Regions from separate parts of the Homo sapiens genome. Here region 1 is linked to region 2. Evidence: chromatin loops called from intact Hi-C (ENCODE). Cell type or tissue: PC-9. All regions are shown on one strand. Links, peaks and the distances in the headings refer to the core of each region. The heading gives the core; the rest is flanking DNA.

Region 1 (10,164 bases), core at 4,620-7,119, 140 kb after region 2:
CTGAGGTGGGCAGATCATGAGATCAGGAGATCGAGACCTTCCTGGCTAACATGGGGAAACCCCGTCTCTGCTAAAAATACAAAAAATTAGCTGGACGTGGTGGCAGGCACCTGTAGTCCCAGCTACTCGGGAGGCTGAGGCAGGAGAATGACATTAACCTGGAAGGCGGAGCTTGCAGTGAGCCAAGATTGTGCCACTGCACTCCAGCCTGGGTGACAGAGCGAGACTCCATCTCAAAAAAAAAAAATAAATAAATAAAATAAAAAAGAAATTAAACTAGAAATTAAAAAATATATTAATACAAAAGAAAATGGAAACAAAACATATGAAAGCTTGTGGAATGCAGCGAAAGCAGTAAATGCCTACATTATAAAGGAAAAAAATCCAAATATGCAAGCTAACATTACACCAAAAGGGTCTGAAAAAAGAAGAACAAACCAAGAAAAAGTTTGTATAAGGAAGCTAATAAAGATCAGGCCAGGAAAAAATAGAAATTAGGAAAACAATGGAAGAGATTAATAAACCTAAGAGTTGTTATATTTTAAAAGATAAGTTGATATACCTTTCACTAGAAAAAAACAGAAGACTCAAAATCAGAAATAAAAGAGGAGCTATTACAACTAAAGACACAGAAATAAAAAGGTTAATAAAAAGACTATTACCAATTATACACCAACAAATTGGATAACCTAGAAGGAATGGATAAATTTCTAGATACACATAACCTACTAAGACTGAATTATGAAGTAGAAAATCTGAGCAGATCAATAACAAGCAAGGAGATTGAATTAATAATTTTAAAAAAATCACTCACCAAAAAAAGCCCAGGATCCGATGGCTTCACTGCTGAATTCTATGAAACATTTAAAGAAGAACTAATACCAATCCTTCTGAAAGTCCTCCAAAAATCAAAGAAAAAGAAATAACTTTCAAGTGAATTATATGAGGCCCTGATACCAAAGCCAGACAATACCATTACAAGAAAATTACAATCCAATATCTCTGATGCACACAGATGCAAAAATCCTCATCAAAACACTAGTGAACCAAACTTAACAGCACATTAAAATGATTATTCACTGTGATAAAGTGGGATTTATTAATGGGATGTAAGGATGGTTCAATATATGCAAATCAATAAATTGATATGCCACATTAACAGAATATAGGACAAAAATCATATTATCAATGCATCAAGAAAAATTATCTAACAAAATTCAACATCCTTTCATGATAAAAACTACCAATAAATTAGTTACAGAAGGAATGCACCTCAACATCATAAAAGCCGTATGTGACAAGCCCACAGCTTACATCATACTCAATGATGAAAAGTTGAAAGCGTTTCCTTTAAGATCTGGAACAATATTCACTCTCACAACTTCTATTCAAGTAGTACTGGAAGCCCTAACTAGAGCAATTACGCAAGAGAAAAAAAAAAGTATTAAAATCACAAAGGAAGTAAATTGTCTCTGCAGATGACATAATCTTATATATTAAAAGCTTTAAAGGCTTCAAAGAACTTTTAGAACTAATAAATGAATTCAATAAAGTTGCAGGATACAAAATCAATGTACAAAAATGAGTTGCCTTTCTAAACACTAACAATGAATTATCTGAAAAAGAAATCAAGAAAACAATCCCAATTACAGTAGCTACAAAGAAAATAAAATGCTTAGAATTAAATTTAACCAAGGAGGTAAAAGATCTGTACACTGAAAACTATGTAAGATAATGAAAAAAGAAGACACAAATGGAAAGATATCTATGTACAGGGATTCGGAAAATATTGTTATAATGTCTATATCACCCAAAGAAATCTACAAATTCAATACAATCCTTATCAAAATTCCAATAACATTTTTTACCAAAATTTTAAAAATTCTAAAATTTGTAAAGAAGCACAAAAGACCCTGAATAGCCAAAGCAATTCTGAGCAAAAACAAAGCTGAAGCCACATACTACCCAACTTCAAAATATACTGCAAAGCTGTGGTAATCAATAGAGCATGGTGCCAGCATAAATACACAGACAAATGGAAAAAAAATGAAAAGTTCAGAGATAAATCCAATATTTACAGTCAACTGATTTTTTACAAAGGCACCAAGAATAAACAGTGAGGAAAGACAGTTTCTTCAGTAAGTGGTGTTGGGACTACTGGATAGAAACATGCAGAAGAATAAAATTAGATGCTATTTTATATCAGAAAAAATTAACTCAAGATTAATTAAAGACTTAAATGTAAGATCTGCAACTGTAAAATTACTAGAGGAAAATATAGGAGAAAAACTCTATGACATTGGTCTTGGCAATGATTTTTTGGATGACTCCAAAAGCACAGGCATCAATAGCAAAAATAGACAAATGGGATTGCATCAAACTAAAAGGCTTCTAACAGTAAGCAATCAACACAGTAAAGAAATAACTTATGTTAATGGGGAAAATATTTGCAAACCACACATCTTACAAGGGGTTAATATCTAAATACATAAGGGATACAAAGAACTCAATAGTGAGTAAACAAATAACCAGATTTGAAAACTGGGCAAATGACCTGAAGAGAAGTTTTTCTCAAGAAGACATACAATTGCCAAAAGGTATATAAAAATACTCAGCATAAATAATCATCAGAGAAATGCAAATTGAAATTACATTGAGATATTACCTCAAACCTGTTAGAATGGCTGTTATCAAAAAGATGAAAGATAAATGTTAGAGAGGATGTGGGGAAAAGAGAAGCCTTGCACATTGTTGGAAGGAACGTAAATTGGTAAGCTATTATGTAAACCAGTATGGAGTTTCCTCAAATTAATAATAGAACTATCATATAATCCACCAAGTATTATTCTGAGTTTATAATCAAAAGAAATGAGTACATTGAAGAGATATCTGCACTCCCATGCTCATTGCAGCATTATGCACAGTAGCCAAATTATAAAGTCATCCTAAGTGTTCATCGGTGGATGAATGGATTAAAAAATATGGTATATATACAAAATAAACACTATTCATCCTTAAAAAAAAAAAAGGAAATCCTGCCATTTGTGACAACATAGATGAATCTGGAGGACATTTTGCTAAGTGAAAAAAGTCTGGCACAGAAAGACAAATACTGTGAGACCTCACTTATACATGGACTCTAAAATGAAACTCATAGAAATAAAGAGTAGATGGTGGTTATTAAGGGCTGGAGAGTGGGAGTGGGGATTGGGACATGTTGGTCAAGGTACAAAATGGGAGTGACATCAGCAAGATGGCTGACTGGAGATGGTTGGTGCTCATTCCCCCTGCAAGAAAAGATCAAGACAATAGAAATACAGCTAAGAATTGACTTGGGTGTTGAAGGGAGAACACTGGAGTGCAGCAGGGGAGTGGAGATGTATCTATGGTGATTGAAGCTCAGGAAGGCGGTATGGAGGCACCCGGCCTCCGAAGTCCTGTCTCCCCCACCCAGATCAGACTGGTCCAGACAAGAGGGACTTCCCCTTGTAGGGGCAGAAGAGGTGAGGGAGAAAGGTAAGCAGAATAATCCCATCAGCCCCTACTGCCACCGTAAATACCTGAAGTTCTTAGTACAGGAGTATCACAAGTTCTCTCAAAGCCCTGTGCCCAAATGAAAGAGCTGTTAGGGCTTCACATAGGTGCATTGCTCCAGATTAGGAGCACAAGATGTGTATTCCCTACCCTACACCCAGTCAAGCTGCTGCAGCACTGTGCCATCTTGAGACCAGGGCCACCTCTGGAGTGTGCCTTCCTCTGGGGGCAAGTAGCCACTGCACTTCTGATGCACTAGGGCTCCATTTTCATTGCATCAAGCCCACACTGGGTGGTGGTGGTGGGTGGGGGGCACTGACCACCACAAACCCAGCTATGTAGAGCTTGGGCCTAGGATCAGCTGTGACTCCAGTCCTGCAAAGCAGGGAAACAAACCAACCACCACCACCTTTACTTCCAGTTAGAAAAAAGTCTTGCAGACTCACCCAGGGTGAACTTACTCTTGAGCCAGCAGACTGCTGTGTGCCTCACTCCTTATCCCCGCAAAGGTCCCCCACTGAGCAGGTGCCATAGCCCTAGGCTGGCAGAGTGGCTACATGTTCATGCCCAGTGCTTGAGAAACAGCCCTAAGGCATGCCTAACCCCCATAGAAATGCCCCTGCCCTGGCTTGCCCAAAAACTCTGCCTGCAATTCACACCTGAGAAACAGCCCCTGGCAGAAATGTCCTCAAGTTGACCAGTGAGCTATGCACCTGTGTTCTGGGCCTGAAAAACAGCTCCACATGCCACCCCTGACAGACATGCACTCAAGCCAGTTGAGTAGCTGTGCACTGACATCTTGGGCTTGAGAAACAGTCCTGAGGGCCACCCCCAAAACACACACCATTCAGGCCAGCTAAGCAGCTGGGTGGTCATGTCCCAGGCTTGAGAAACAAACACATAGGCTACACCTGACAGACATGTCCCCAGGCTGGCTAAGCAACTGCATGCTTATGCCCCAGCCAGAGTAACAGACCCTCAACCCCAGTAAGCCAGACCCCTTGGCTGACCCATCATGTGCCCTGACCTGAGAAACAGCCCGGCAAGCCTATTTCTGGCAAAGCTGCACTGCTACCACTATGTTTCTCAGCTTAAGCCACAGACACACTTGCAAACATTACTAATATAGATTATAGCTGAAGAAACTATATAGAGCCTACACTACTGTGTCCAACTAGAACCGAAGCCAACACACCTCACCAAACCAATAGCCCAATAACCGTCTAAATGAATAAGTCTTTTCTACAACATCTACTTCATAAACTGGAAAAGGTGACCTTTCTGCCAGATGCATAGAAATCAATGGAAGGACACATAAAACATGAAAAAGTAAGGAAACATGACACCTTTGAGGGACCACAATAATTCTCCAGTAACAGATCCCAATCATAAGGAAATATGCAAAATGTCACAAAAATTCAGAATAATAATCTTAAGGAAATTTAGTGAAGATACAAAATAATACAGATAGACAATTCGATAAAATCAGAAAAACAATTCATGAATTGAATGAGAAATTCAACAACAAAGTAGATATTGGATAAAAAGATACAAGTATGAATTCCACAACTGAAGAACTCAATGAGATGAAAAATATAATCGAGAGCTTCAAAAACAGACTAGATCAAGCAGAAGAATAAAGTCTCTGAACTAGAAGACAGTTATTTTGAAATAACAGAGAGACCAAAGAAAAAGAGATAAAGAAAAAAGAATGATGAAAGCCTACAAATTTATGTATAGGACACCATTAAACAAACAAATATTCACATTGTGGGCATTCCAGAAGGAGAAGAGGAGGGAAAAGGTAAAGAAAACGTATTTAATAAAATAATAAATTAGAAAGAATTTGAGTTCCAAATTGCTGTGCTAGCTGAAGCACTGCCTACCCTCTCTCTCTCCCAACCAACAGAAAAACAAAAATACGTATATGCAGCACTGAGATTATCACCAGAAATATCCCAGAACTCAAATATGAAGATGAGACAGTTTCTGGAACCATAATAAAGTGAAAAAACTGAGCAATTCATTAAGAGAATTGAATTTCCACATCTATCATGCCCCTCCCGCAATTTTGCTGGTTGTCTACCTGATTCTCACTTTTTCCAAGTATGCAGAAAATTTTTTCCCAACTGTGGTTTCTAAATTGGAAAAAGTGAGATTGAGGTAGACAACCAGCTTCCCCATCATCTTGGGTTTCCTGGCAGGAGACCTGCCTTGTCTTAACTCACAGGAAGCATCAAGGGAAAAATACCCCTGAGGACAGAGACAAGGGGAAGCAGGAATATCATCCCCAGCCTTGGAAACTCTGCCCTATAACTCAGCCAAAGAAGCTGTGAAATCGGAGTGGCTGTTCAGCAGCACTATGAAAGTTCATCCCACAGTTTCTCTGGGCACAAACCCCTAGCCAACCTTCTCATACTGCTAGGATATCAGGGACCTCCCTCATTCAGGAGGGGCAGAGCTCCACCTGAGGCAAACCTTAGCCTAAGATGCCACCTAGAGCCAAAAAGGAGTCAGAGACCTAGTGGTAAAGTATGTCTAAGTAAATACATCGAATAAAAACCAACACAAACTAGAGATGACTGGAATAAATAATGAATCATTCAATGTGAAGACATAGGCATACAAGCATAAGAAACAACAGCAAACAGGGAATCACAATCGTTCCAAATTAACAAAGTAAGGAACCAGTAATTGACCCTAACAAGATGAGTTTGTTTTTTGATTTTTTTTTTTTTTTAACGCTCATCAGCTATCGCTAGTGTTTGTGTATTTTATGTGTGGCCCAAGACAATTCTTCTTTCAATGTGGCCAGGGAAGCCAAAAGACTGAATACCCCTGGTCAAAAGTCAAAGATAGGCTGGGCGTAGTAGCTCACACCTGTAATCCCAGCACTGTGGGAGGCTGAGGTAGGCAGATCAAGAGATTGAGACCATCCTGGCCAACATGGTGAAACTCCGTCTCTATAAAAGTACAAAAATTAGCTGGGCATGGTGGCATGCGCCTGTAGTCCCAGCTACACGGGAGACTGAGGCAGGAAAATCGCTTGAACCCGGGAGGTGGAGATTTCAGTGAGCTGAGATCACGCCACTGTACTCCAGCCTGGCAACAGAGCAAGACTCCGTCTCAAAAAAAAAAAAAAAAAAAAAAGAAAAAAAAAGTCAAAGATAAATGTTTGGTGTACTGATATGAAGATGAGACAGTTTCTGGAACCACAGCAAAGTGAAAAAATGGAGCAACTCATAAGAGAATTAGATTTCCACATCCATCATGCCCCTTCATCAATTTTGCTGATTATCCACCTAATTCTCACTTTATCTAAGTATGCAGAAAAATTGTCCCCAACTTATCGTTTCTAAACTGGAAAAAGTGAGATTGAGGTAGACAACCAGCTTCCCCATCATCTTGAATTCCCTGGCAGGAGGGAATTGACCACATGTGAGAACACAAAACAAGTCTCAAAAAATTTTAAAAACTGAAATCATATCAAAAATCTTATCTGACCACAGTGGAATAAAACTAGAAATCAATACCAAAAGGGACATTCGAAATCATACAAATACATGGAAATTAAACAACATGCTCCTGAACAATCCATGAGTAAGAAGAAATTAAGAAACAAATTTTAAAATTCCTTGAAAGAAATGAAAATAGAACACAACATACCGAATCCTACGGGATACAGCAAAAGCAGTATTAAGAGGTAAGTCTAGGCCAGGCGCGGTGGCTCACATCTGTAATCCCAGCACTTTGGGAGGCCGAGGCGGGTGGATCACGAGGTCAGGAAATTGAGACCATCCTGGCTAACATGGTGAAACCCTGTCTACTAAAAATACAAAAAATTAGCCTGGCATGGTGGTGGGCGACTGTAGTCCCAGCTACTTGGGAGGCTGAGGCAGGAGAATGGCATGAACCTGGGAGGCGGAGCCTGCAGTGAGCTAAGATTGTGTCACTGCACTCCAGCCTGGGTGACAGAGCAAGACTCTGGCTCAAAAAAAAAAAAAAAAAAGGTAAGTCTATAGCAATAAATGCCTATATCAGAAAACTAAAAAGATTTCAAATAAACAACTTAATAATGCATCTCAATGAGCTAAAAAAGCAAAAAAAAAAATCAGTATATTTGACAAATATTAATAAAAGAAATTAAGACCAGAGAAAAAATGAACAAAATTGATAAAAAAATACAAAAGATCAATGAAACAAAAAGTTAGTTTTTGAAAAAGATAAACAAAATTGACAAACCATTAGCTAGACTAAAAAAAAAACCAGAGAGAAGATCCAAATAAGGAAAGTTAGAAATGAACAAGCAGATTTCACAACTGATACCACAGAAATACAAAGGACCATTAGAGAGTATTACAAACTATATGCCAATAAATTTGAAAGCCTAGAGGAAATGAATAAATCTTTGACACACTCAACCTACCAAGATTAAACCAAGAAGAAATAGAAAAGTTGAATAGACCAATAACAAGTAATGAGGTTGAATTAGTAATTAAAAGTCTTCCAATAATAAAAAGTTCAGGACCAGGACCAGATGGCTTCACCACTGAATTCTACCAAACTTTTAAAGAAGAATTAACACCATTTCTTCTCAAACTATTCCAAAAATTGAAGTAAAGGGAATGCTTTCTAATTCATTCTATGAGGCCAGCATAACTCTGATACCAAAACAGATAAAGACACAACAAAAAAGAAAACTACAGGTTGATATTCCTGATGAACATAGACACAAAAATCCTAAGACAATATAGCAAACTAAATCCAACAACACATCAAAAAGATACACCATGATAAAGTGGGATTTATCTCAGGAATGCAAGGATGGTTCAACATACAGAAATCAATGAACATCCTCATTACATAAACAGAATGAAGAATAAAAATCATATGATCATCTCAATAGAATAAGTGTTTTATAAAACCCAATATCATTTATGATATAAACTGTCAATAAATTAGATATACAAGGAAATTAGATATACAATGTCAATAAATTAGATATATAATAAAGGCCATATATGAAAACCCTACAGCTAACAGCATACTGAATGGAGGAAAGCTGAAAGCTCTTTCTCTAAAAACTAGAAAACAAGGATGTCCACTCATACCACTCTTATTCAAGATAGTACTGGAAGTCCTAGTCAGAGCAACTAGGCAGGAGGAAGAAACCTAAATATATCTAAATTGGGAAAGACAGAAATCAGATTGTTCCTGTTTGAACAATCTGTACATACAATAGTATGTACATGTTATAGTGCTGTACATACAATAGTATGGTCTTATATATAGAAAAACCTAAAGGCTCTCTCAAAAATTCTTCAAATTAATTAATAAATACAGTGAAGTTACAGGCTACAAAATCAACATACAAAAATCAGTAGTGTTTCAATACATGAATAATGAACTAGTTGAAAAAGAAATAAAAAAGGCAATCCCATTTACAATAGTTACCAAAAAAAAACCCTAAAATACCTAGAAATAAATTTAACCAAAGAGGTGAAGGACCTATACAATGAAAACTACAGAAATAGAAAAATAATCTTAAAGTTTGTGTGGAACCGCACATTTTTAATTGGCACATAATATACATATTTATGGGGTACATAGTGATGTCTTGAGACATATAATGTATAGTAATCAGGTTAGGGTAATTAACATATTTATCATCTCAAACATTTGTTATGTCTTTGTGTTAAGGACATTCAATATCCTTCTAGCCATTTGAAACTATATATGTTATATATATGTTATATTAACTATATATGTTTTCTATATAAGTTATTATTTATATATATGGTATTAACTATAGTCATCTTATAGTGCTATTAATCCCAGCACTTTGGGAGACCAAGGCAGGTGGATCACGAGGTCAGGTGATTGAGACCATCCTGGCTAACACAATGAAACCCCATCTCTACTAAAAATACAAAAAAAAAAAGTTAGCCAGGCATGGTGGCAGGCACCTCTTAGTCCCAGTTACTCGGGAGGCTAAGGCAGGAGAATGGCATGAACCTGGAAGGAGGAGCTTGCAGTGAGCCAAGATAGTGCCACTGCACTCCAGCCTGGGTGACAGAGCAAGATTCCGTCTCAAAAAAAAAAAGAAGAAGAAAATAATTAAGGTGATAAAATGTGCTTAGATCACTCTGACAGTAGTGTCAAGAATGCATGGGAGGGAAGGGAAGATCCAGATTTTGTCTAGCAGAGAACCAACTTATACAATTTTAGGGGTTCTTTTTAAATAAACAACATTCCAAATGTAGATATAAAATATAGGATGACAGAAGGTGGTCAACTAGAAGCAGCTGCAGTCTGCAGCTCTCATGAAGAAAAATGAAAACAGTAAGTGAATTCCACATCTACGACCGAAATTTCCAGGTTCTCACATTGGGACTGACTAGGCAGATGGCTCAACCCACGGAGACTGGCAAGAAGCAAGGTGGAGTGATGGCCCACCTGGGAGCAGCAAGGAGCCAAAGGAACCCCCACTGCCAGCCAAGAAAAGTGGTGAGTAATTGTGTGGCTCCACCTGGGAAACCATGCTTCTCCCATGGATCTTTTCAATCCATGGATCAGGAGATTCCCTTGTGAGCCCACACCACCAGGGCCTTGGGTCTGACACACAGAGCT
Region 2 (10,164 bases), core at 4,806-7,305:
TCCTTTCTTGGCATGGAGGGCAGGCTGATTTTTGTGTAGTCATCTAGATTTCTTGTCTGCTTAATAACAAGGTTGTGAACAAAGGTGAACTCATCCATTCAGGTTGTTTCCTAAAGATGTTTAAATTACTAGTTAAAAAATATCAATTGAACCAATTATTCTGATTATAAAAGTAACAGTATTGTTTCAGTAAATTTTTCATGTTTTAATGGATTAGTTGGGTGATAGCCTTTGATTTTATTATTCCGTGTATTTAACATTGCTTTCTAGTGATTTAAGACAAGTCCTGTTTTCTTAAATTTTTATTAGCAGAGACTACTTTTAAGTACTGGCTTAAACAGAAATAATTTTAAGTTAAGAATATCCATTTTCAAATTGAGTATGATCAAGGAGAGTTATGTACGGCTAATAATTAGAAGTACTAATATCTAATATTGTTTTCCTTCATGCAGGTACCATACATTATCTGTATCATAAAGTTTCCATTTGAAGGTTATTTATTTTATATATACACCCTTTTTTAGGTCAGCTTATTTCGGATCAAGTGGCAGAAATCGTATCTAAATACGACCCCAATGTTTACAGCATCAAGTATAATAACCAATTAGCAACTCGGACTGCACAAGCTATTTTTGATGACAGCTATTTGGGTAGGTAAAACCAAAATTTACTCATTTTTGGAACTGTGGTACATATATCTTATATCTGAGTATGGTCTTTTAAGTAGAAAAATATTTTATGTGAAATAGATTAGGATTTTTTGAAACATACAGAATATACAATTTCAAATTGTTAATGAGTACTTTGGTTATGTTACGTTTCAGTAATTGAAATTGAAGACAGTGATTATTTGTGCAGTGATAATAATAATAGCTAGCCTTTAAGATATGCTTACTGTGTTCTGGGCATTGTTCAAGGTGACTTGGTTTGTATTCACTCATTTAATCCTCACAAGTCAAGCATACTGTATTATTCTCATTTTGTAGGTGAAAACACTGAGGCACTGAGACGCAAAATAACTTGCCCAAAGTCACTCGCTTGTAACTTGCTGTTCAGAGATTCAAATGGAGACAGTCTAACTCCTGAAGTTTTCTTCATGATGTTAAATAAAAGTTTTGGTCTTTAGGACTTATTAACATGTGTTCTCTCTTTCAATTTCTTTATGATATATTAAAACAAGTCATATATGACAGAAATAGTACTTGCTGATTGAGAGAATTTATTTGTTCTTTATGATGAGTTGTAAATTTGGTGTTTTTAACAGACTCCTTTGTAAAGTTAATAAGACAATTGTAGTTTTGTAATAAAAATAGACTATTTGAGTATTTAACTCAGTTTCATTTAAAATTCATATGTCATATATATATGAATCTGTTATGACTAGGGGACAAAATATTGCATAAGTAAAGGAGTTTCTTGAAAATATTTTCAAGGAATGCTTACTCAGCAAGCCTGCTGAAGATAACGTCCTTGTCCTGATGGTTCTCCCCTTTGGTTTCCTGTTTAGGTTATTCTGTGGCTGTCGGAGATTTCAATGGTGATGGCATAGATGGTATGAAGTACTTGAACTATATCTAATCTTTAAAAAAATTAGATTAAGTATTTGAAACATGTGGCATTGAAAATTTTAAGCAGTTTGAGTGGCTGGGTGCTGTGGCTGCAGCCTGTAATCTCAGCACTTTGGGAGGCTGAGGCGGGTGGATCCCTTGAGCCCTGGAGTTCAAGAACAGTCTGGACAACATGGCAAAACCCTGCCTCTAGAAAAAACACAAAAATTAGCCGGGCGCGGTGATGCACACCAGTGTCTAGCTTCTCAGGAGGCTGAGGTGGGAGGATCTCCAGAGCCCAGGGAGGTTGAGGCTGCTGTGAGTTGTGATTGCGCCACTGCACTCCCGCCCGGGCGACAGAGCCGAGACCCTGTCTCAAAAAAAAAAAAAAAAAAGGAAAAGAAAATAAAATTTTAAGCAATTTTAAACCATTGTTATGGAATATAACAGAAGAAATGAGGAAGATGTTAGCACACTGGTGAGAGTCCAGGCTAGGTCTGTGCTGAACTTCCTCTAGTGGCTGCTGAAATTGAGACAGCTACACTTGGCTTCAGTGCCTTTCCTTTCTGCTTCTTTTTAGCCCCCAACACTGTTAGTGATTTCCTTAGCATTTTCCTCCTTGTCTTCAGCAAATTCATTCCTCTGGGAGGAAGAATTAGTGTCTTCTTTCTTTAGGCATCCTTTGTTACCTTCTGGGCCATCTCTGTACGGTTATTACCCCATCCTCTCATTGTCCATCCATCTTCCTTCAGAGCTCCGTTTAGGAATCACAGTCTTTACCTGATTTTGATCACATTTTTGTGCCACAGCCACTTCTACCCCACTTCAGTTTGCTCTGTATTATTTTTCATTACTGTACTACTAAACTAAATGTAGTTTTTCTTCATTCTTAGGTTACTTTATCTTGTCTATTCTTGTTTAACAATATTACAAATGACTTGAGGGCTTATTTGCATATGTTTGAGAGCCCTCCAGAATTTGTATTTTGTAAATTTTGATTTTATAGTTTAAAAATGCTGGGCTATTTATTACGGAGTACCAATTTTTCTAAATTGATTGTTTGTTTTGAACTGAAGTAGTAAAACTTAAAGCTTGCTGACATAGTCACTTCTGGTCTGCAACTTCCAGTGTTGTCCTAAAAAATGAATAATTTGTTTGTTTGTTTGTTTCAGACTTTGTTTCAGGAGTTCCAAGAGCAGCAAGGACTTTGGGAATGGTAGGACAGTTAAAAGGTATTTTTTAAAAAATCTCTAAGTTATCTTCTATTTTACCAGATTTCACATACTTCTATTTTTCCTTCACAGGTTTATATTTATGATGGGAAGAACATGTCCTCCTTATACAATTTTACTGGCGAGCAGGTATGCTTCCAAAATATGATCGTCCTCTCCCACTATAAAAGCAGTATGTACTCATTGGAGAAAATTTGCGAAATAAAACTGTAAAAATGAACTATAATCTCATCAAATAGATAATTCTTCCAACTCTTACCATTTTGGTCAAACTATTATCATTTCTCTTTTGAGCGTGTGTGTGTGTGTGTGTGTGTGTGTGTGTGTGTGTGTGTAGTATATAAACAAAAATTGGTTTACTCTGTATTTTTCATTTTGTCTTGCCTTTTTCACTCAATATTTTATCATCAGAGTTTCTAATTTCTTAAAACTTTCCTTGGCAGTATCAGAATGGTTTAATGATTCCATAATATTCAATATTCTAGATATAAGATGGGCTTTAAATATTTCATCTTTGTTTTAACCAAAGTAATTTGGATATTTTGGCTTGTTTTTGTTTCCTTTTTTTTTTTTTTTTAGGAAATGCAAAATCACATGCATACAAAACCACAAAGACTTCCTTTTTCTTTACTGAAAAGAAAAAAGAGAAAAGAATTCTTTAAATTCTTTTTTAAGGATGATCAATGCCTTATAATTTTATTAGATGCAACAGAAAGCATGGCACAGATATGTGTATTATAGATATTATAAGCGAACTTCATTTTTACTACATGAAATAAGATATTTCTCAGCTAAAAAAATGCTAGTACTTTTTAAGTATTAGACATTTCTCTGCGAGTACAGGCATTTTATAATATTCTCTGTTGTATGTCTCAAAGAATTATACCATAAGTTGGTAATGATGAATAAACATTTAAACAGTAGGTAGAGAAAAATCTTTCTCAAAGTTTGCAGATCTGGGATTCAAGCCTTTTTGTTCAGTTGAGATTGTTGGGCTTTGGGATAGGATTGACAGGCTGACTGACTAGACTCATGGTCCCCAGAAACCTCCTCCCATTTGTATGGCAGTCAAGATTGATGCACAACCTGGAGGGCCCTGCAGTTGACAGGCAGTTAGGGTTGCTGCAGGGGTGGTCCCTTTGTTCCGTTTTGACTTCTCCAGCTCAAGCAGCTTCTCCTGTCTGGTGACCATGTATGAGTCTGGATCCTACTGCATGCACTCAATGATACTTGCTTTATTCCTCCTTCCACTATTGGGAAGTGGGGGTGGCTAGAGAGGAGTGGGAAGCGTGGCTTTTAGATGAGGACAAACCTGGGTTTTCCATGCTCAATCTGTTATTGCATTGGATAAGGTATTTGCTGCTGAAAATCTGTTTCTTATTTATAAAAATAGGGATGCTGACAACTTCCTCATGGGACAGTTGTGAGAATCAAAAGAAAACATTCGAATCATAGTGCCCGGGACAAAGTGTGTCTCAGTAAATGCCATCCTTTCTTTACACTTCCAAGCCAAACACCATAGGTGACTAAGGCCCATGAATATTATTCTGTTACATAGTCGGCACATCAACCTTGTACCCCAAACACAGTATATTTTATTTCACAAGCTCTGAACTTGTTATTTAATACAGAACACACCTTTCATTTTCCCAATTACACTGTATCAACCCAAAATAGATAATGCAGGAATCTCCCTTATCATTCTCCCTTGATATCTGAGCCAATCAAATTTGAGAAGCATTGCTAACTTTCCTTTTTTGGTTTGTTGACTCATTTTTCACCTTACTTTATATTTAATCTGTCATCTCTTTTAGTTTTGTTTTGCACTTTCAGCTCTCTTTAGAGCTTTCCTTTTTCACATTTATTTACAGCTAAGCTGCTCATCCTATGCAAGCCTGTGGTCTCCTGTGGTAGGGAAGAGGACATTTCTGCTCCCTGTGCATTATAAGCTCATAATAAACCCAAACACATTTGTACTGTGTGTGATTCAAAAGCAAAATCATGTGGCAAGTAATCTATAGAGATATGACACAAAAATGAGCTCCTTTCCATATCTTTCCAAACAGTAATTTTTAAACAGTAGTAGTAGTTACACATAGGGGAGCCAATTATTATCTGTTATTAATAATTATTATCTATTATCCTCATGACATAGGCATCCATATAAAACTTGTTGGGTTCAATCACAACATTTGTCTGTGACTATATATCTTTGTTAGTGTGCTTGTGTCTGGTATGTTTTGGGAAGTGGAGAGAAAGGGAGATAGTAGGGTAGGCCTGAGAAGGAGAATTGATAGTCCTTAGACTTAAATGTCATATATCAACAACACTGGAAGGATATACATGTAATATATTGTGTATATACATGTAATATATTGTGTCCATGATCTAGGAAAACAACAAGCCTCATTACCTGATTGTCATTGTGTTGGTAGAATAAACAAAAGACAAGACATTTAGATTGAAGCACTATATGCAGAGAAAAAAAATAACCCTATTTGGTACATATATTACAAATGTTAATTGTCTAAACTAATTGGATGAAATATAAACATTTCATTTTCATCTTTTTATCCAGATGGCTGCATATTTCGGATTTTCTGTAGCTGCCACTGACATTAATGGAGATGAGTAAGTTTAAAAAAAAATGTTTCCAGAAAGTTATCTTCTCATGTTTACGAATACTTTACTCAAACTAAACATTTTTTTCTTCTGTTTTTGTATTCCTTTTCTGCTAATCTTTCTGTTTAAGGAAACAATTTGAAGCAACCTTAATCATGAATTCTAGAAAACCTCATATGTTTGTTCTGTTTTTTTTCAGTAGCTTTTATAACATGAACAAATAAAGTAATTTTATGAATTATTCATAGTTTCTTAAAAGAATTAAAGGAAGTTTCAAATTTGAAATGAGTGCTCTGGTAATCATTTTGTGTTTCACTGTGGGTGTGAGAGATGCAGAAAGAGGAAAAGTGAGTTGTAGTAAGAAAGAAAATGCCTACTAAGACATGAAATTTGTTCTTGCTTTGGTGAGAAGTTTCTGTTCTTCTAGTTATGCAGATGTGTTTATTGGAGCACCTCTCTTCATGGATCGTGGCTCTGATGGCAAACTCCAAGAGGTGGGGCAGGTCTCAGTGTCTCTACAGAGAGCTTCAGGAGACTTCCAGACGACAAAGCTGAATGGATTTGAGGTCTTTGCACGGTTTGGCAGTGCCATAGCTCCTTTGGGAGATCTGGACCAGGATGGTTTCAATGGTAAGATCAAAGTTTAGCAGCTACAGGTCCCTGATTATCTGTGTCCACCTGGAAAAGTTCTGTAAGTCCATCTGTAGAAGTCTACACGAGCAAATCTCCTTCCTGGAAAGGTGGATTGTGTGTAAGTGAGTAACACACCAAATTTAAAGACAGTTTGCTATTTTTCTTTAAAAATCAGAGCAAAGATTTCAATAATGGACTCTCATGAGTTATTATTCACTTGGCCTCAAATTAGAAGGTCAGAATGATTACTTTCTGAAAGGAACCTTCATTACCCTGGTGCCTACTGCTAGCTGGTATGTGTTTCTGCATCCTGCTTAGCAGCAGTGCCCTCTTCTGTTCATTTGGCTACAAGTGTTAAAAAAAAATGCTTCCAGGCACATTGTCAAGGCAATGCTGACTAATGCATACCTCAAAGGTATGATTTGCCATTAATATTTTTAAAGCCATAACTTTGTTGTAGCTGTCCAAAATGTTCTAAGGGATGTTATATCTCCCTTTATGGTGGCATATTAAAAGTATAAGCCTATTCGTTTATAATAGTACCATTTTAATAGTTGTCGATATCTTTAAAAAGCAAAGTTAGCTTTTACTTTAGAACTCTTTTCAGAAACCTGAAATATAGGTTACAAATTACCAAGATTTTTTTTTTAATCTGTTAAAAACCTTTCTAGAGATCACAGAATGGATAGTTGAACTAGTTTGTGTAATCAACAGTATAGTAAGCCTATGCCCCCTTAAAACCTAAAGGAAAGGTATACATTAAGAAGAAAACTTTAAAAATACAGATGACTTGTTGTATGTCTCAAACAGTAGTGGAAAGGTAAATGTTGTTTGCCCTCAAGATTTCACACCTGTCTTGTGGGTAGGTGCTGTCATTTACTAGATGTGTCATCTGGAAGATTAACCGTAGTCATTTCTTTTTCTTTGTTTCTTTCTTTTTTTTCTTTTTTTTTTTTTTTTTGAGGCAGGGTCTCACTCTGTCACCCAGGCTAGAATGCAGTGGTGCAATCATGGCTCACTGCAGCCTCAACCTCCCAGGGTCAAGAGATCCTCCCACTTCAGCCTCCTGAGTAGCTGGGACTACAGGCTCCCACCACCTAGCCCAGCTTATTTTTTTTAGTAGAGCTGAGGTCTTCCCATGTTACCCAGGCTGGTCTCTAACTCCTGAGCTCAAGTGATCCTCCTGCCTTGGCTGTGCGAAGTGCTGGAATTACAGATGTGAGCCACTGTGCCTGGCCAACAGGAGAAGTTTCAGTGGTAGGGAACATCTACTCAGAGGTACATCTGCTACCTAAAATAGAGGCTTAAAGATTTTTACCACAAAGAGAACTTAGCATAAATCAAATGGAGCTATGGTATGAAGTTCATAATAAAATGTGAAAAGAACACTATATAACAGACCAAATCATTACTTAATCATAACAAAAGCTACATAGGAAATACAGGGCTAAGTTTGAGGTTCCATCATGAATAAAGTTAATGAATTCTTTGCTATGTAGCTGGGCCTCTGTCTCCCAGGTTTTCTGGGAAGCCTGGTCATGTGTGATCTTCACCTTGTCTTGATGTTATTCCAGTTACTTTAAAGAAAGTTTTCTCATTACTGTGATCTAGCCAACATCTCTTCCAGCTTTCTAAGTTTTTGTTATAATGTGTCGTCTGTCAGTAGAACAAATATAGACAACAGCTTTAAAAAATGTGAAGTTTTACAATGATTTTACAAAGGGCTAAAATATAGATAAAATCATCCATAGAGGATGATTATGGTCTCCCAAGGTTTCTCCTTGGGTCTTACTGTAGCAAATAGTAGATTGTGAATGATAATGTCTTTAGTGAAAAATTATCTGAGCTGTATTTATGTATAGTATTTAGTACATATGTGCAAATATAGTTACATTATACATGTATATGTTCTATTAGTTATGTTAGATCTTTTGTTGTTGTTCATACATGAAGACATTAAGTGTCATTGTTCCTGTATTCCTATATTCCTCTCTTTCCACCTACCCCCACCCTAGGCATCATCAAGAGGGATATTGAAAACAAAACAATAAAGTTATGTTCCAAAATTTTATATAGCCCCAAGGTAATTATGTGCAGTTTTTTATCAGTACTTTTCCAGAAAAAGCAGAGGAAAAAAAAGAAAAGCAGGAAAGAGCATCTAAAATGATCAAAGGAAGAAATCAATTGCATGAATGTGTAGGATTTTCCAGACTCGACAGATGATAGCGAAGAGAGAAGATGATTAACATGTATAAAATAATGAAACGTTTAGGAAAGTTACAGATAATTTTTATTAAACAGTCACTCAACGTTGGAGCCATCTTTTGTTGCAAAATTATGTTTTAATGAATACTTTATTTATTATTTGTTGAGACAGGGTATTGCTCTGTCACCCAGGCTGGAGTGCAGTGGTACAATCACAGCTCACTGCAGACTCGACTTCCCAGGCTCAAGCAATTCTCATACCTCACCCTCCCAAGTAGCTGGGACTACCAATGTGCACCTCTGTGCATGGCTGATTTTTGTATTTTTTGTAGAGATGGGGCTTTGCCATGTTGCCAAAACTGGTCTCAAACTCCTGGGCTTAAGTGATCTGCCTGCCTCGGCCTCCAAAGGTGATAGGATTACAAGCATGAGCTACCGTGGCCAGCCTGTTTTAATAACTACTTTATTAATGCATATGTCAGTAGAGAAGTTATGCTTATCTTTGGTTTTTTTGTTTGTTTGTTTTGTTTTGTTTTTTGTTTTTTTTTTAGACTGAGTCTCATTCTGTCGCCAGGCTGGAGTGCAGTGGCACGATATCGGCTCACTGCAACCTCCGCCTCCTGGGTTCAAGCGATTCCCCTGCCTCAGCCTCCTGAGTAGCTGGGACTACAGGCACCCACCACCATGCCTGGCTAATTTTTGTATTTTTAGTAGAGATGGAGTTTCACCATGTTGGCCAGGATGGTCTCAATCTCTTGACCTCGTGACCCACCCGCCTCGGCCTCTGAAAGTGCTGGGAATACAGGCGTGAGCCACCGTGCCCAGCCGATTTACCTTTAAGGCTTAAAAAAGGATAAAAAGAATACTTTTACATAAGTTAGGTACTCATTTTTAAGGATAACAAATTCTTAGTTGGTGTTTACTGCAGGCCAGGCACTCTTCTAGGTGGTGAAAATGAGCATAAATCAGAGTCTACTCATGTCTTTAAGAAACTCAGCATCCAATGGGGGCAGCATATATGTTTAAAAAAAAAAAAGTACCTCAATGTGATCATCACAGTGTTTGAGATCCCAGGCTTAATGGTCTCATATAAAGGATGAGTGATCAAGGCATCGTTGATGTTTCAGGGGAGCCAGGAGATGATGAGGCATGGCTTATTAAGGAGCTATGAGACAGCTCGTGTACATTAAGGAAATTGAGGCAATTTGTTATGACTGGTACGTAGGGTCTGTGATAGGCAAGATACGACATGTCCTTGGTCTCATGAAGCTTATGTTCTATAGCTTACTTACTTTGTGTAGTCATAGAATAAGTAAACAATGGGGAAATCCAGATAGTGATAAAGATGATGGATTTTTTAGAAGGCAAGGTAATATAATAGAGTTTCGGGATAGAGAGGGTGATAGAGAAAGTAGGGGGTCGAGAGGGGTGGTGCACTGCTGCGTAGGGTGGCTAGGGAATAGCTTGCTGACAGAATGACAGCTGATCTAATGACAGAACGACATTGATCTATCATTTGGACAAATAGAAGGAATAGAGTTGTAAAAGCTCTGGAGCAAAAGGCAGAGAGAATAGCAAATACAAGCCCATAGTTGGAAGCTAGCTTGGTGTGTTTAATAAACAGAAAAAAAGGCCAGGATTGCTGGAAAGAGTAAATAAGGGTAAAAAACTGGATGGCGTGGGGGTGGGGATGGGGAGAGGAATGAGATTTGCATGGTAAACAATGGAAATACCAGGTAGGGTTTAGAACTTACTCTAAATGCTTTGGGAACTAATTGAAGGATTTTAAGATGGGGATGGGTGTGACATGATATGGTGAATGTTTGGCCCTTTTGAAGAGAAAGTTACAGGCAAGAGTAGAAGTGGGAGGCCACTTAAAAGGCTGTTTAAGGCCGGGCGCGTGGTTCACGCCTGTAATCCCCCCA

Evidence for each region. Hi-C counts contacts between places; a loop is a spot of excess contacts. Peaks named below come from ENCODE experiments on the same cell type or tissue, not always from the same donor. Only the 100,000 strongest peaks of a DNase experiment are listed, where the experiment ranks them.
Region 1: it touches region 2 in a loop (8-fold over the local background); 3 of 110 quality-filtered maps call a loop at or near these places.

Annotation. Positions count from the first base shown.
Region 1 is chr2:186,775,112-186,785,275 of GRCh38, forward strand. No RefSeq gene overlaps it. Among named protein-coding and RNA genes, the nearest start is that of ZSWIM2, 69 kb to the right of the region's middle. In PC-9, for the core only: a CTCF peak has its summit at 6,022; a DNase peak (open chromatin) is centred at 6,040.
Region 2 is chr2:186,635,558-186,645,721 of GRCh38, forward strand. It overlaps ITGAV (integrin subunit alpha V), which reads left to right. Exons shown (of 30, transcript NM_002210.5): 7 at 525-650; 8 at 1,508-1,552; 9 at 2,720-2,763; 10 at 2,852-2,908; 11 at 5,358-5,410; 12 at 5,829-6,031. Among named protein-coding and RNA genes, the nearest start is that of ITGAV, 51 kb to the left of the region's middle. In PC-9, for the core only: a CTCF peak has its summit at 6,344 (motif pointing left); a DNase peak (open chromatin) is centred at 6,404; H3K27ac peaks cover 323 bases.